Linked DNA regions of Mus musculus: region 2 is linked to region 1. Evidence: chromatin contacts called from ENCODE Hi-C or POLR2A ChIA-PET data. All regions are on one chromosome and are shown on one strand. Each heading gives the region's core, a stretch centred on a gene start or an enhancer-like site at or near the end of the contact. The rest is flanking DNA. Distances are from core to core; before and after follow the strand shown.

What was found. Hi-C counts contacts between places; a loop is a spot of excess contacts on that map. ChIA-PET counts read pairs that join two places held with the same protein, here RNA polymerase II (POLR2A).
Region 2: POLR2A ChIA-PET joins it to region 1 with 56 read pairs in Patski. The contact joins the promoter of Insyn1 here to the promoter of 4930461G14Rik in region 1. A Hi-C loop is called at or near these places in 6 of 37 maps with a recorded cell type or tissue (Patski and left cerebral cortex). POLR2A ChIA-PET finds 5 or more read pairs at or near these places in 4 of 5 experiments (Patski and embryonic stem cell).

What each region holds. Positions count from the first base shown.
Region 1 is chr9:58,451,877-58,459,514 of GRCm38, forward strand. 4930461G14Rik (RIKEN cDNA 4930461G14 gene) reads left to right here and starts at 3,297. Exons shown (of 3, transcript NR_040736.1): 1 at 3,297-3,480. It overlaps Gm32820 (a long non-coding RNA gene), which reads right to left. Exons shown (of 3, transcript XR_379493.4): 3 at 5,341-7,638.
Region 2 is chr9:58,485,776-58,493,413 of GRCm38, forward strand. It overlaps Insyn1 (inhibitory synaptic factor 1), which reads left to right and starts at 2,828. Exons shown (of 3, transcript NM_176921.4): 1 at 2,828-3,464; 2 at 3,894-4,617. The coding sequence starts at 4,462.

The DNA of each region.
Region 1 (7,638 bases), core at 2,047-4,546:
GAAAGTTTAGATCATCGTGAGATGCTAAGCAGGGCCCATTCAGAGTTTGGATGGAGGCCCAGAATCCATAGGTGCCTCCTCTAGCAGCCAAGCCAGTGCTGAGAACACAGGCCCTGGGAATCAAGAGGGCATAGCCAGGTTGAGGGTTCTGGTGAGGCTTTTGGCACAGCACAGGAACAGGCAGAGAAAGCTGTATCTACCTGCCAATCTGCAGCTCCACCCACCAGACACCCCATTGGGTCAGAAGAAAGGCAGAGCTGGCCCCAAGGGTTCTTTCCTGGGAGTGCAGGGCATAGGTGGGGAGTAAGGTGGCCTGTTCTACTGACTATGGGGCTAAGTCCCTTCCCAGGAGAATCTGTCACCTTCAGGAATTGTTTGCTTTCTCCAGCCATGGCTTCCACTGTTGCCCCAAGGTAGGGGTAGCTCTTGGTGTGCAGAAGTGACATCTTGGTTCTAGAGAGGGCAAGAAGCCCAGCCAAGGGTCCCAACATACTTCTCCAGGAAGCATTCTTATTCTTTTGGTCCGTTGACAGCTGTCTTCTTCCTCTGGCAAGTAAGACTCTGGGCTTCACCATGAGCCAGGCTATATTCTGTGTATTCAGCCAGGAAAATAAATAGATGCTGGGGAAGTGGATGGGGCAGATGAATCAACCAAAGTATTTACTCCTGGCTTGCTGCATGGGTAGGGCTTACATCAAGATATCAGATCCATGCAAACGGTTTCTCCATCTTCCCCAGTGACCTGGCCTCAGTTTTCCTATCTATATTCACTGCAGAAGTCAGGTTCACCTCCCTGGACTGTGCTAAATTGTTAAATCGCTGTGTGTCTTTGGGAAAAGAATGTCCATTTCTTACAGGTTTCTCGTGGGGAATTGAGGTAGCATCGTGTCTGCCTCAATTGTTTGTTTCAAGGGTTCCAATGAAGAACATCATGTAAGTGAGAAGACGATCCAGAGGGCCTGCCACTTAGTGAACAGTCAGTTTAGCAGAAACCTGGTTCTTGCATTCTGCCTACCACCTTCTTTAGGCTCAACTGGCAAGAGCTGGTTGGGGAGGGGCTGGCTTAGTGGGTAAAGCACTTGTGTGAACTTGAGTTCTAATCCCCACATCCATCTAAATGCTGGGTAGGAAGTTAGCACACCTATTTAAGCCCAGTCCTCTAAGGGGTGTTGGGAAGCAGATGGAGGCTCCCCAAAGCAAGATGGGAAGCTAAACTAATCAAATCCGCAAGCTCTGGGTACAAATGAGAGACCTTGCCTCAATGTATGAGGTAGATGGCGAATGGTCAAAACCCCCAATGTCAACCCCTAGCTTCAACACACCTTTACCTGAACACATAAATGCGCGCACACACACACCAAACAGGCATGCATGCCACATATACATATATGTGTGAAAATAAAAATGTAAATATAAAAGAGTAGGGTGGTGCTGTCCCTGCCTGGCCCAGAGGACCTTAAAGCCCCACCCCTTGTCCCATATGAGTCTGGGATGCCTCCTCAGCCCCTGCTCCTCCCCTGGAAACTCCTTCAGCACCTTTCCTGCTCTGCCTTCACTCTCACAATTTCTGGTTTAATGTGCACAATACAATTACGGCAAAATGAGCTTCCCATCAAACCCCAATGACTTCCTTCCCTCAGCCTACCCCAGCACCACCAGCCGGGTAGTGCTTCCTCCTCTTAGGCTATGGAGATAAATTCCAGGACATGACTTCCTGAATAAGTATCCCTCTCCCCCCACCTCCCAGAACCCTACACATAACCGCTCCAGAGCCAGGGTGGGCTTTTATAGGACAGGAGTCAGGTCAGAGCTGAACAAAAGAGGAGTACCCCAGCCTGGAGCTTGCTTAGCTCACTGTCTCTACAAGGCTCTTCTCTAGTCTCTACTAAGTCCAGGATGGGGTGGAAAATTCAAGAAGGAGTTGAGAGAGTGTGCAACCTAGCCATTGCCAAGGTGGAGGGGGAAGTCCATTCAGAAGTCATCTGAGGAGTATTAGATTTTAGGCAGAAAGAGAAGAGAGGGAGGAGGAGAGGCTGAGTCACACTGTCCTGTAGGGTAGAGCCTTATCAGTGCTGCAGATGCCACTGGGGGACAGAGTCTGAGAGAGTTTCCATCTCATCAGCCAAGGAACATGTCTCCTTTTGAAGGTGTCTGGGGGTGGAAGGTCTTGCATCTCAAGGAAGCAGGCTTAGTTAATATGTCTGGGCTTCGTAGCAGAGGTGGGGGAGCAGGGCATTTGTGACTGAGGCTTCACGGGGAAGATCACTCTCCCATGATGCTTGGCTAATGTGTGACTCATGTGAACTGACGATAGTCTGGCTGCCTTTGATCTGAGCTGGGATGTGGCTTAGAGCCTGATTACCTAGAGGTCTGGCTGCTCTTGAATAGAAGTATACATGCTCTCTCCAAAACCACGCAGCCCCCCAAAGGCAGGAGGCAGTGACCCACCAGCCACATTCCCCATACCTTGGTAGGAGACGGGTGTCAAATGCAATGCTGGTACCCTGCCTATCTAGGCTGAAGTCACTTTTGAGTCAAGTTTTCCTTGGCCTTAGTCAAGGCCCTGAGGTACAAAGTGACCTGTCTTAGGACGCTCTGGAGGAGACACTGCCAGCACAGATGGGAGAGTGAAGCCAAGGTGTGGAGCTTCATGATGCCAAGAGCTCATGACACTTTTGCTTCAGTGCCCCCTTCAGTGCCCAGAGCCTTCTCCACTGGAACCATCCCTTTTAGTCAATGGCTCATCCTGGAAACATTCTCGAAGCTGATTACCAGGCCCAATAATGTAAGACTCTGGTGAGAGATTTCCCCCCCACACACACCTTTGCCCCCAACACACACACAGTGAACAACGCTGAGCCGGGAATCGTTGCAAAAACAAGAGGAATTTTATTGTTCCAGCATGCTGGGGTCACCCTGCACAAGAAGAAGAGAGAACAAGGACTCTGCACAGCCCATTCGGTAAGTTTTTATACAGTTTTCAGAGCCGCAGCCATTGCGCACATTGTGATTGGCAGAACAGTGCGACTTTTAAACTGATTGGTCTTTAGGGAATGAGGTGGCAAGGACTTCCCTTGTCTATAGGTGGCCAATGGTCACAGAATGTGTCTATGTGCTCAGGACTTCCCATACCCGCAAGTGGCTGATGGTTGGTTCCTCCCTCCCCCCACCTTGTCTGAGGAATGTAATTAGCCCCTCCCTTCCGGAGGGGGTGGTGCCTAAGTCCTCTATGACCTTTCTCTTCCAGGAGAGGAGATGGAATTTTCCAAAGTTCCTGAGTTGACCTCTTCAGTGCCAGGCATTGGCATTGTGGAGATGAACTAGGCAGGTACTCTCCCTCAAGTACTTCCCAGCCCAGAAGGGGACAGGACCACACCTGAGGACTATCCTAAAGATCTGAACAGTGGAGACAGAATGAAGAGAGCTTGCTTGGACAGCTTTATGTAGCAGAGCTGGTACAAGTGACTTAGGCCTTGAAGGGTGAGTAGTTCATTGAGTTAAAACAGGTATTGTCCAGGTCTGGATAAAAGGGGAGAGGGCAATGATAAGACAACAGAAAAATGAAATGGGGCTTCAGTGGGGGAATATTTACAGGCCCAGAAACCCCAAACTGATGATCATAGGGTGATGTGACCTATGATCAAGGCCTATGTCCTACAGGTGTAGCCCTATACAACATCTGACTTTGGAGCCTGGCACCACAGTGGCAAGGTCTGGAGCACTTTGCCTTACTTTCTGGGCCTCACTGCTGCAGACGGAACAATGACGGACCCAGTGCTCTGAGCACACTCCCAAACACCCTGACTGGAGAGTAGGTGTGTGAATGGCAGCTATCACTGTCACGTGAATTATTACATTGATTTAGAAGGATCTGTTCAGTTCATAAACCCCAAATAATGGAGCCCAGCCAGTCATGAGACTTGCAGAACTATAGAGTCACTGGGGTAGAGCTGGTGCTGGTACTGGAGGCCGTGCTAAAAATGATCCCCGAGGTCTTAGTCCTGGCAGAGGAGAAACGCAGCAGGCTGGGCTGGGTAACTGTGTTGGCAATTTCCCCTTCAAAACCACCTGAACTGGAGCCCCATTCATTAGCATGAGAATGGCGCGCCGGCTGGGATCTGAGGGTCCAAAGGTATTTGTATTCGAAAGAGCTTCCTCTGTTCTTGGCTCAAAGTCACTGCGGCCTGAGCTGCGAGGCTGGGCGGGGATCCAACACACACTGCGGGTAGCCTGGGAAAGAGGGGAGTCCTACCCAAGTGGTTGCTCCGAGCCTCGGGACCACACTCAGAAATGCAGCCCAGAACACCTTCCCCATCCCAGCCCACCCGGAGCCATCCCTGTATTTGGGAAGCTCTCTTGTAAGTTCTTGAAATGTCTCCCCACCCCTCCAGCCTTTATTTCTTTTTAAATCCTGTGTGGAAGAAGGCAGGGGTTTGAGACCTGTGTGCCTCTCACAAAGGAACCTAGAGTTTTCAAAGGTGGAGAAGCACTGCCCAACGGGATTAGTAATAGTAACCATCATTACAGCTAGTGGTTGGGAGCTGCCCCTTGCCAGGCATCATGTTAGGAATTTTACATACATTATCCTCGGTGTGGCTCTCTTTTTAAAATTCATGCCACAATCCTGAGATGTGGTTTCAAGCCTCACTTTACTGATCAGGAAACTATGATGTGGAGGATAGTGTTAGCTTACCCAGGATTAAGAAAATAAATTTCCTATCTGGAGTATGGGCTACAGTATTAAGTTCCACACCTCCTGATTGCCCTTCCGGCTGCCCCTTTGGAAAGGAGTCCAGTGGAATGAAGGGATAGTTTGACAATTTCCCCTTCAGGTCCTCCCAGCTCAGGCTCCGGTCATCAGCATGAGAACCAGGTCTGAGCAGAAGACCCACCCTCATCTCTGGCCCTTCTCTATCAATCCTTCTCTGGGCACTCAGGTTTGTTTATCCCCCTAGGGATCTGCTGTGGAGCCCAGCATGATGGCATTTCTAAGGGAAAGGCAGGAAAGGCAGGGAGCAGAAAGATACCCGCCTAGTTTGTGTAGCACCCTGTGTCACCCTCAGGGAAGAACCCAGAATCCAGAATGGACCCCACAAGAATGTTCTTCACTTGTCTGCCCAACCTCTTCCTCTTGCCTAGTCCTTTTGTCATCTTCAAGCAGGCACCCCATTCTGTTCTCCCACCACCTCCGCTCTCCCTCCTTATCCTCACCAACAAGAATCCAAGAACACTCCAGTGCCTTAGCCACTCTGTAAAGTTCCCAAGTCTAGCCATACCGTTACTGACAACTTCATGGAGCCTCAGCTAGGTTACCATATGTTACCAAGAAAATGGGGTCCCCTCTCAGGATTCCTAGTTTCAATTATAAAAGAATTTTGGAACAGACTCAGAAGGAAGCTCTGGGACAATCCTATAAGCACTTGAAAGAAAACACCAGGTCAGGCAGGCTGCCTGGGAAAGGCAAAGATGCCCCAATCCTGAGTATGACAAGCCTTGCCACACCCCCACACAGATCTCCTTTCTCCACAATCTTTCTTCTTAATGTCCCATTCCATCAGAACTTTCAGGCCTCGTACAAGCCAGAAGCCCTGGTGTCTGCTTGTGTCTTGTTTCCCATCTGTCCTAGGACTAACTCCACACTGCTGCAGAAGACCGAGCATTCCTCCGCACTGGGGTGGGAGTGCTCTGTGTAACCCAGACAGAGTGCTGACTCAGTCTCGGGCATGGTGGTGGCATTACACAAGGGCCACAGCTGCCTGGGAAGCCACACTCTTGCTCTCCCTGAACCCCCAGAGGCTGTATGTAGGGGTAGGCAGGCCGAGTGCTCAAGGGCCCTGCCTTGCCAAGCTTTTTATCTGCTTCTCATTATCCTCGCCCTCTGCCTGAGAAGGTAATTAAATCTGTCTCCCATCAAAAGCTGGGGCTGGCTTCACCCCAAGGCCTGGCTGGCATGGCAGGGAAATAATGAACACTCTCACCAGCCCTGGAGGGGGCGGGTCTTAGTTGGCTCCACCCTCGCCCATCACACAAATCTGGGAGCTAACATTCAGTTCTCCTCAGGGTTAAAGAAAGAGTCTGAGCCTTCTAGGTTGTGGAAAATAGAGCCCTAGTGTCCTGGCCCTGAGGCTTGAGGTTCAGGATCCCCAGTGGGGCAGCTCAAAGGAAGAGTATGTGCCATGAGCTCTTCTTGTGGTTAACAGAACACAGGACCCGGAGCAAGTTTGCTTTGAGAGCTCAGAAGAGAGACAAGGTTCCCTTTCTTTTTCCCTTTATCTCACCAAGAGGATGTAATGATGAAGATGAAGGCTAAGAAACTGACACCGGTCTCTATGACCTGCCCCAGTTACAAAATGAACACAGGAAGGCTTCGTAGAAAGCGCTTTAGAGGATGGCAGGGAGGCACAGGAGAGAAGAGACAGGGATATGACAGGGAGACTGGTGTTGTGGGAAGAAGGCAGCAGGGAGGTCCTCAGGGGGTCCTGGAAGTAGTGGGAGTCAATGAAGGTTTAAGAGGTCAGAAGTTAGCGGGCCCCATGTGCAGGGCTGGAGAGACAGCTCCATGTTTAAGTGTGCCAGTTCCTGCTACTAAAGACCAGTGTTATTGGCACCCATGCTGGGCAGCTCACAACTTCATGAAACTCCAGATCCAGTGCCCCCTTCAGGTTTCTGCAGGTACCTGCAAGAGCAGTGTTGTAAGATGGAAAGAAAAGGGTTAGTGTGCAGTTCGGCTTGATCCCTCTATCTCAAGGCTCTCATTCTTGGCTCTGTCTGACTCAATAAGGAGGGTGGTTCCCGGAGCTTAGCAAGGGGCACTCTGCCCAGAGTCACTTGGGCTATGGCACTTGACCTCAATAGTCTTCCCTGACACCGGGATTCTGGGATCCCTCTGGAGGCCTCACTTTCTTCCCCTGTGAGATGGCAAAGATGAGGATAGTTATAGTGAAGTGTCCCTCACAGACCAATGAGCATCAGGTGTCTTATCTGTGTCAGAAGAGCCCTGATCTGGTTGCCACAGGTTTCCTCCAGCCACAGGAGGCCTGGATGTTCTTCTGGTTTTTGATGGGAGCTCTCACAATCCTGGCATGAGCGCATCCTAGTGGGCAGGTTTTGGGCCAACCTCCAACTTTCAAGTAGCCTTGTGAGAGCCGCTACTCAATTACCCTTAATCTTCTTGATGAGGTGGAGTCTAGCCAGGCATTACAGGCCCCACACCAAGTCCCCAAGCCCTGGTCACAGATTACTCTGCCACAGCCCTCCCATCTCAGTCTCCAGATGGCTGGTGGTGGCAGGGATGATGTGTCCTTCCTACCCTACTGCCTTCTGGGTGGGGGTGGTGATCAGATCCACAGTGTGGAAGAGATATTCTGAATTTCAAAGACCCGGCTTCAAATTTCACCATTAGAATTTGGCCAGAGGCCTGGAAGGCCTTCTTAATCCACATGTCTCTAGGTGCCCCTGTGAGTCAGAAACCACTTTCTGGAAGAGGGGTTTCCTTAGATCCGAGGAAGCCAGCAGACCTCTGGAAGGAGCAGACTTGCATGGTGGGGATTGCAAGGCACAGAGTGCTGCTAGCTAAGCAGACCAGGCAGTCATCTCAAAGTCAGTGGACGAAGGTGCTCCTCCCAGCTGGAGCTTGGG
Region 2 (7,638 bases), core at 1,578-4,077, 33 kb after region 1:
CTCTAGGTAAAATGGCCCATGTGCATTTTACCACACATTTAAGCCAAGTGATGGGTAGGGTCTCTGGAGTCACATCCTCAGGTGAACCCCAGTCCAGGACACTAGACATCCTCTCAAAAGGCAGCAGAGGAGGAATTCCCCAGTAGTTGTAGAAGACCCTGTGAATATTACCTCTGAGAGGACACAGAGACCAAATGAAACTATTGATACCTTCACCGCCATCACTGTCCTGAATCCAGAACTCCTCAGGCCACCTTAAAATTCCATCTGGCTCCAAGTCTGCAGGCCTACCTACCTGTGTGTTTGGAAGCTCCACCTCCTGTCTACCCAGCTTTTGAAATGTCTTCCTCACCAGCCATTCAGTCCTAAATGCCCAACAATTTGGCTCTTGTCACTCCCATTCACCTACTTACACACAGAAAACTGTCCCTGCCAGTCACCATGGCTTCCTAAGTGTGAAGGCCAATGAGCACTCTGCTTTCCTTCTCTCTCGAGCAGCCTTTGACACCACTGAGGCAAGCCTCTCTAGGTCAGACCCACAACTCCACTCCCTGGGCTCTACTCCTACCTCTGTGAATGTTCCTTCCCCATCTCAGTCCTAGAGTCTTCTAGGCAGCCAGCCTGGTCCTGATGCTGCTAATGTTACTTCTGCATAGCTAACCTGCTTACTATCTTCTCCTCTCTGAGCATGAGCCAAAGCAAAGGTCGTAGCCCACCACTGTCAAGCCACAGACCTTCTATGAACAGGGGTCTATTTTCCTTCTGATTCTTTCAACCTGTCCCAGACTTCTGCCCTTCACCCCAGAAGGCTCAGATGCACACAACCATTTACTCAGCCCAACAAGCTATAAACCAGAAGCTCAAGTGTGCCTCCCCCTAGTTCTCAAAGTTCAGAGTCTCTCAGGAAGTCACCAAGTGATGTCACCAAGAGCACCCCTTCCTCCACATCCCTGTTGCTGGCCTCCCTCAGCTCAGTTAGGACTTCCTAATGGAGCACCTGGCTTGTGGCCTCCTCAAACCCACCATTGACTTTTGGGAGTTTAGTGGGGTCCCTTAGGAGGGCAGATAGGACCTGACTTCCTCCTCCTGCCCCCCAAATCTGCACAGGCCCCTTCTGCCAAAGGATAAATTCCAAGTGCTTTTTTTTTTTTTTTTTTTTTTTTGGTTTGGTTTGGTTTGTTTTCCAAAACAGGGTTTCTCTGTGTAACAGCCCTGACTCTGGCAGACCAGGCTGGTCTCGAGCTCACAGAGATCCACTTGTCTGCCTCCCAAGTGCTGCGATTAAAGGTGTACTCCACCACCACCAGGTCTAAATTCCAAGCTTCTGTCCACAGCCTCCTGTTTCCTGATCTGGTTTTTCTCTGTTCCACTTCATACAGTCTTCCCAGTGGCACCAACAGGGCCACTTAGACTGAAACTTGCCCTCCCCCACATTTGCTCCTGAGTGGTTCCTTCCCCCTATCTTCCTTCCCTCTAGGAAGCAGATTCCTCCCTTCCCCAGGGCAAGGTCACCGGTCACCGGGACTCCCACTGAATCTTCTGTTAAGATTCAGCTCAAGGGTTGAATTCCTGGGAAGAACTTGGGGGAGTGGGGGTGGCCTGTGCTTCCTCCTAGTTACCCCATACCTGCCAAGTTAGCAACGCTCCTAGAACTACATGCACCACCCTTCAGTTTACTCAAGAATGTCCTCATGGGGAAATTTCCTCGATATTTCCTCCTCAACAGGGCCTGAAAGAAAAGGAAGGAAGGAAGGAAGGAAGGAAGGAAGGAAGGAAGGAGGGAGGGAGGGAGGGAGGGAGGGAGGGAGAGAGAGAGAGAGAGAGAGAGAGAGAGAGAGAGAGAGAGAGAGAACAAAAATATGTTGAAAACTTAGGTGAAGAACTAGGGGAACAGAACCTTCAGAAACAGCCCAGCACCCACTCTGCCCTCCCTCTCGGCCAGAGCGTGGCACACAATAGGTGTTCAGTAAAGGTTGGCTGGATTCTATTTACTGAACTGACACAAGATTTGGGACAGTTTGAGGTATGATGGCAGAGGAGGGTAACAGCCAGAAGGGGAACCCCGGGACGCACCACCGTGAGGGGAGGAGGGTCAAGGGATTGTGTAAAAAGGAGGTGAAGGAACTTGGAGTCAAGTCTGGGCCTCTGTGCGCCCAGGGCAGCGGGCAGTGGCCGGGCTAGTTCTCCTCCAGGTCCGCTGGCGCCCAGTCCAACCCGCTCCCTAGGGTGGTGAGACCCCCCGGCTCGCGCGCTCGGTTCTGGGCGCTGGGAGGCGTGTGTGTCGCTTTAAAAGCTCCCTCCCGGCGCGCGGGGCCGGCCCCTTCACTGCCAGCGCCGAGGCGAGCGGAGCCGCGCGAGCCCGGCGGCCTTTGAGGGAGCCTGCGCCCGGCCGGGCGGCCAGTCCGGCGGGGCGCGGCGGCGCTCGGGGTAAGCGGGCCAGGCCCGCGGAGCCGGGTGGGCAGGGCAGGGCAGGGCAGGGCGAGGGCGAAGCAGCCGGGGAGAAAGGCCCGAGCAGCCCCGGTGCCTCGTTTGCCCCATCGGCAGCTACCCGGCGCCCCGGGCCGCGAGGCGCGGAGCCGTGAGCGAGCGCGCTGGAGGCGGTGGAGCCGAGCGGAGGCTGCGCGCCCGGTGTGCCTGGCCGGGCCCGGCGCGCCTCCTCCATCGCCTCCCTGGCGTCTCGCTCGCCCCCTTCTGCTTTCCTTTGCTTCCTCGGCTGAGCCCCGCCGTGCTGAGGCCCCCCCGACCTCGTGCACTCATCTCCGCTGTGCTCGACACCGGGTCCCCCTGGCCACGGCTGCTTCCCCTCCCCCGAGACGCGAAGGAATCCGGACTTTCCCCACCGTTGATGGAGCCGACTGCCGGGCTGGACTGAGCGGTTTCTGCGGCCGCTCCAGACGTCGCCCGGGCCGGAGCACGGACATTCTGGGTCCCGGCTGAGTACACCCCGGACACCTAGCAGTGCCAGCTCGGGAAGGGCAGAGCAAGGCAAAGGCAGGACAGACCCCGGAGGGGCTCAGACCTGCCCATCTAGAATGGACAGAGAGAATCGCGAACCCTGTGGAGCCCGGGGAATGCCGGGCGTGGGCTGAGGGGATCCCGGCGCCCTCCCCAGCCCTCCGACTTTGGCTTAGTCGCCTGGACCGGACCGGTGTCACCTCGGCTCGGGTCACCTGTGGCCTCGGGGCCTCCGAGCTCGCCGGACCCTCGCGACCGGGAGCCTGGCGAGCGTGGTGAGGAGATTTTTGGGGATTTTTTTTTTTTGCCCCCTTCCCCGGAGCGCGGAGGCCCCGCCCCCTCCCACCGCCCAGATGTCTCCGGTCACCGCTCGGAAGACCTTCCTGAGGCCAGGAGCCGAAGGGTCCAGAGAGAGAAGCCCGCCCTAGGGAGCCTTGGGGGCCCCCCAACCTCGTCTTGTGGCTCGGCCCCGACACTGCTTAGAGGAAAGGCCACTGCCCCCACCCTTGGTGAGTAGGGGAGTCCAGCTTCGGAGGGTTCGGAGGGAAGGCGGGGTTGGGGGAGAAAGGGTCCTCTGGGAAGGAGGGCACCCTGTGGGCATTGAAAGAAGGTTGGAGAGCTGGAGAGGCCCTGTGCTAAACCAGTCTGGCCAAGCTTGGTTGGTGGCTGGGGGCGGGGGGTGCACCACGGCTAGAGTGCTCCAGAGGAGGCTAAGGGCTCATTCCTCTAAAACAGGGGCTCCTCCACTCTTCTGTTGAAGAAGGGTGTTGAAAACTATCTGCCTCCACCACCCCTCCCCACTAAATAAATAAATAAATAAATAAATAAATAAATCTCCAGCTAGGAAGGAGGGTGCAGGCAGAGAGAAGAGGGAGGCAGCAGCAGCAGGCTGGTGCAGCAGCCTGGGAGGGCTGACGCCAGGCTCGCTCTTTCTGCAGGGGGCTGCCCTCCTCCAATCCAGTTCCCTCTCCAGTGCTGTTCACATCTGGAGCCCCCTCCACATCTGGAAGATCCTGATCACCGTCCCTGTGCTGGTTCAGCTGCATCTAGAGACCTCTGCCTTTGTAACTGCCTAGGAGTTGCGAGGGGATTGCTGCCTTCCCCCATCCCAAGGGCATCTCTTACCCTTAGTCCTTGCAGAATCATCCCCCTGCCTCCGCATCCAGATTCGGGCAAAGATCAGCTCTGTACACCATAGGCACTTCAAGTCCTGGAAGCTGTTCTTGGGCCCTAAGGCCCCTCCCCTTGCCCTCCTGTGTCCTCACCTTGACCCCCCTCCCACCCTGTCAGACTCTGTCTCCCTCTGGGTGCTCCATCCCCCACCCAGAGGCGAGTAGGTGGAGTGGCAGGCTGCAGGGGCTGGGTGAGGGCCGCCCAAGGCCAGGGTAGGCTGGGGGGCCGTTAAAATGTGGAGCTCTGCCCGGCCGAGGGGGGCTCCGTGGAGGCAGACGAAGCGTGTGCCCCGCTGGGGCGAGTATGGGCAGGCTTGCGGCCACGTGGTGAAGGATGAACATTCGGGGTGCCCCGGACCTCGGGCAGCCCAGTGACGACCCCAACAGTGGTGGAGAGAGAGAGCGGATTCGACAGCGCATGAAGATGGTCATCGGGCAACTTGAAGGCATCCTGAGAGAACTCAAAGAAGTGGCTAAGGAGCTGAGGGAGGTGAGTTAAGAGGCCAGCAGGGGCCACACAGACCCCCCTCACCCTGACTGGCTGGGCTCAGCAGTAAAGCATTTGCCTGTGTCTTGAGTGTGCAATGCTATGTGCACATGGCCTGTTTCCACTGAGCACCCATCCCCTTTCCATTCTCCTTACTTCAAATCTGGTTTGCTTAAAAATCCCTATCCCCAGAGCTGGTGATGGGGCCTTGGTGTGGCAGAGACCGAGCAGCTGTCAGTGGGCCCATCTCTATGGTTAGTACTCCGGGTGCTCAGTGAGGACTAAATCTGCCCTACTCTATTCTTAATGGGACACATTCTTCTGAAACCCAAGTTGTCTGTCCCTTGACCCCACTGTTTACCTCCTAGACTCTGAGCAAGGACTCTAGGAGAGTGTGGATGACTGTCTGGTCAATCCTCATTGCTTGAGGCCCAGCTCAAAAAGATTTATCAGCTCAAAAGATCAGATATTCCAAAAGCAGGAGGAGTTAAGACCAGCTGTAACCTCCCTGCCCTGGAGTTAAAAGGTGGCTGGGAGATTCTGGTAAGGATCAGAGGTCCTTCTCTGTACATACATTTAAAAAAAGATTAATTTTTTTTTAACGGAGCTGAGTCCCCACCCCCATCCCACCCCCTTGCAGGACATGCTTCTGGGTGGTTTTTTGCAAAGACCAAAAAGTCACGGAGAAAGCCTCTCTGTCTTTCTAAGCAGAACCTAGTTTAATTACTGCTTCCCACATTGCTGGAGTAATGAGGTACACATGTCTTCCACCCTGCCCCCTGGGTTGTGTTCAAGTCCAAAATGCATGACCAGCATTCTGAGCCGCTGGCCTGAATTCGCCCGCTGGGTGCCATTTCACCAGCCAGGTGGGCTTTAGGCAACTTTCAACTGCTTGTAACCAAGGCCCCTGCAGAGATAGTGGGAGAATGGATCATTCTGAGATATGGCTTCAAGCTCCCCCACCAGCTGTGTTTGGGGAAGGAGGCTGTAGGAAACTGAGGAGAGGGGCAAGCTTTGAGCCCTGTGGCTTTCCAGCATGGCCTGAATCCAAGCCAGGGCGAGGGGTTGTTTGAAGGGAGCTGTGAATTGGAGTCAGGCCTCTGAAGACAGGACTTCGAGGTGGTAGTGCTTCTGCCCATAGGCTGGGCTGCTGTGCTCTGGGCTCCATAATACAGTTTGGATGCCAAAGACCACAGCCCCTAAACAACCTTTCCTCTGATCTCATGAAGCCGAAGGATTAGGGTGTCCTCTCCTAGTCTGTCTTATTCTGGATGCTCTGCAGTTTTATCAGGGCCATGGGAACTATCAAAAGTCTCAATCTCAAGCAGGGACATGGAACCCAACAGGAGCCTATACTGTCTACAATCCCGAGGGGTCAGCCTCAGTACAACTCCCAATGGGGCATTTTCCAGACTGCTGCTTCTTCTTCCTCAGCGTAGTCATCCAGAACTTGGAGGGATCTCACAGGTAGTTCAGACAAGCCCTGTCCACTTACTATTGAAGAAACTGGGGCCCAGAGAGGAATAGGGGCTTGCCTAGAGCCATACAACCCATCCATAACAAACTTGAGCCTAGAACTCAAGATTCCCAATGCCTATTTGAAGCCTTGGCAGGCGGGCTACTGTGTAACCTCAGCATTATGACAGCTTCTAAGAGATGCCTGATGCTTGAGCCGTGGTGCCCAAGTGCCAGGGTTACTTGATGGAGCTTGTAGACACCTCCATCATCCCTTTCATACTTACTGATCCCCATGCTCCTCATCCCAGCACTCCAGGTGATAGTCTGTACACCCTGGAGGTCTGAGCCAGGACAGAGTGATGGGTCCCCTCCCCCACATCTGTAGGCCATGTGTCTCCCCCCAAGACTTTGGCAGGTTGCTATGGAAACCAGAGTCTACCCCGTATGCCACTGCCTGCCCGCTGCCAATGGTACCCAGCTGGGTGGGGGTTGAGCCTCTGAGCTCCCTAATCCCCCAGAAAGGGGATATGCACATAGGGTGCTGGGCAGAGAGGAAGGGAGACCCAAACAGAGGAGAGATGTCATAACCAACTTCCCATGGGCTGGAGGTTGTTGGGGACAGGAGTATCTATGGATCTCAGGTCCTGGTTTCAAACTTCTGCTGTAGCTCTAGGTCCTTCAGGAGAACATAAAGCTGATCTGAGCTCCATTCAGGCCCTTCATAGTGCTTCTCTATCAGGGCTGTGGTGAGACCATGGTAGGATGAACCATCCCCTATCTCCCCATCATATCCGATGTCATGGGCAGTACCTGCCAGCTCAGACCTAATACTTGAGTATGGAGACAAGTGTTGCAAACAGGGCTGGCAGGGGTACTGCACAGGAACCTTGTTGAAGGAGCCAGGCAGTGAGAAGTGGGCCCTGCGATTCTCTGTCCTCCGCTCACCGTCCTCCTGTCTGTACCTCCTCTTCCCTGCCAGTCACCGCTAGCCCTGGAAGACACCCACACACACATTCCTGAGTACAAAGCCTGAAACTGACCAGAAGATGAAAGCCTCCAAAGCCCTCTGCTCTAAGCCCATGAGCCTCCCTTTGCTCCTCTCCGAACAGAAGGCACTGACGCCTTGTCCCTGACAGGGATGCTGCAAATGATATCCAACATGGTGACATTGGAGACATAGCATGCAGGAGGAGGGCCAATACCCGCTCGCACTTACAGAGAATTTGAGTTTCCTCTGTCCACCCTCCCAATCCCCACCACAGCTCTGTCATCAGCTCCGTGGGTAGGGATGGGGGACTAAGGGATGTAGGGAATGCAAAAGCACTCTGAAAGCTGGAACTGAAGTGTCCAGGGTTGGGGCATGAACTACAGATATTAATTAGCCCTTGTTCTCCCTGGTTCCTTAATACTCCAGGATGCCAGGCCAATCCCAGCAGGTTCCATAAACTCCCCAGATTCCATGGATCTCCATTAGAGACAGACCATGCCAAGGGACAGAGAGCATAGGCCAGGCAGCCAGCGTTTGGTCCTCAGTGCTCCACCTCCTGAGCTGTATGAGCTTGGGAA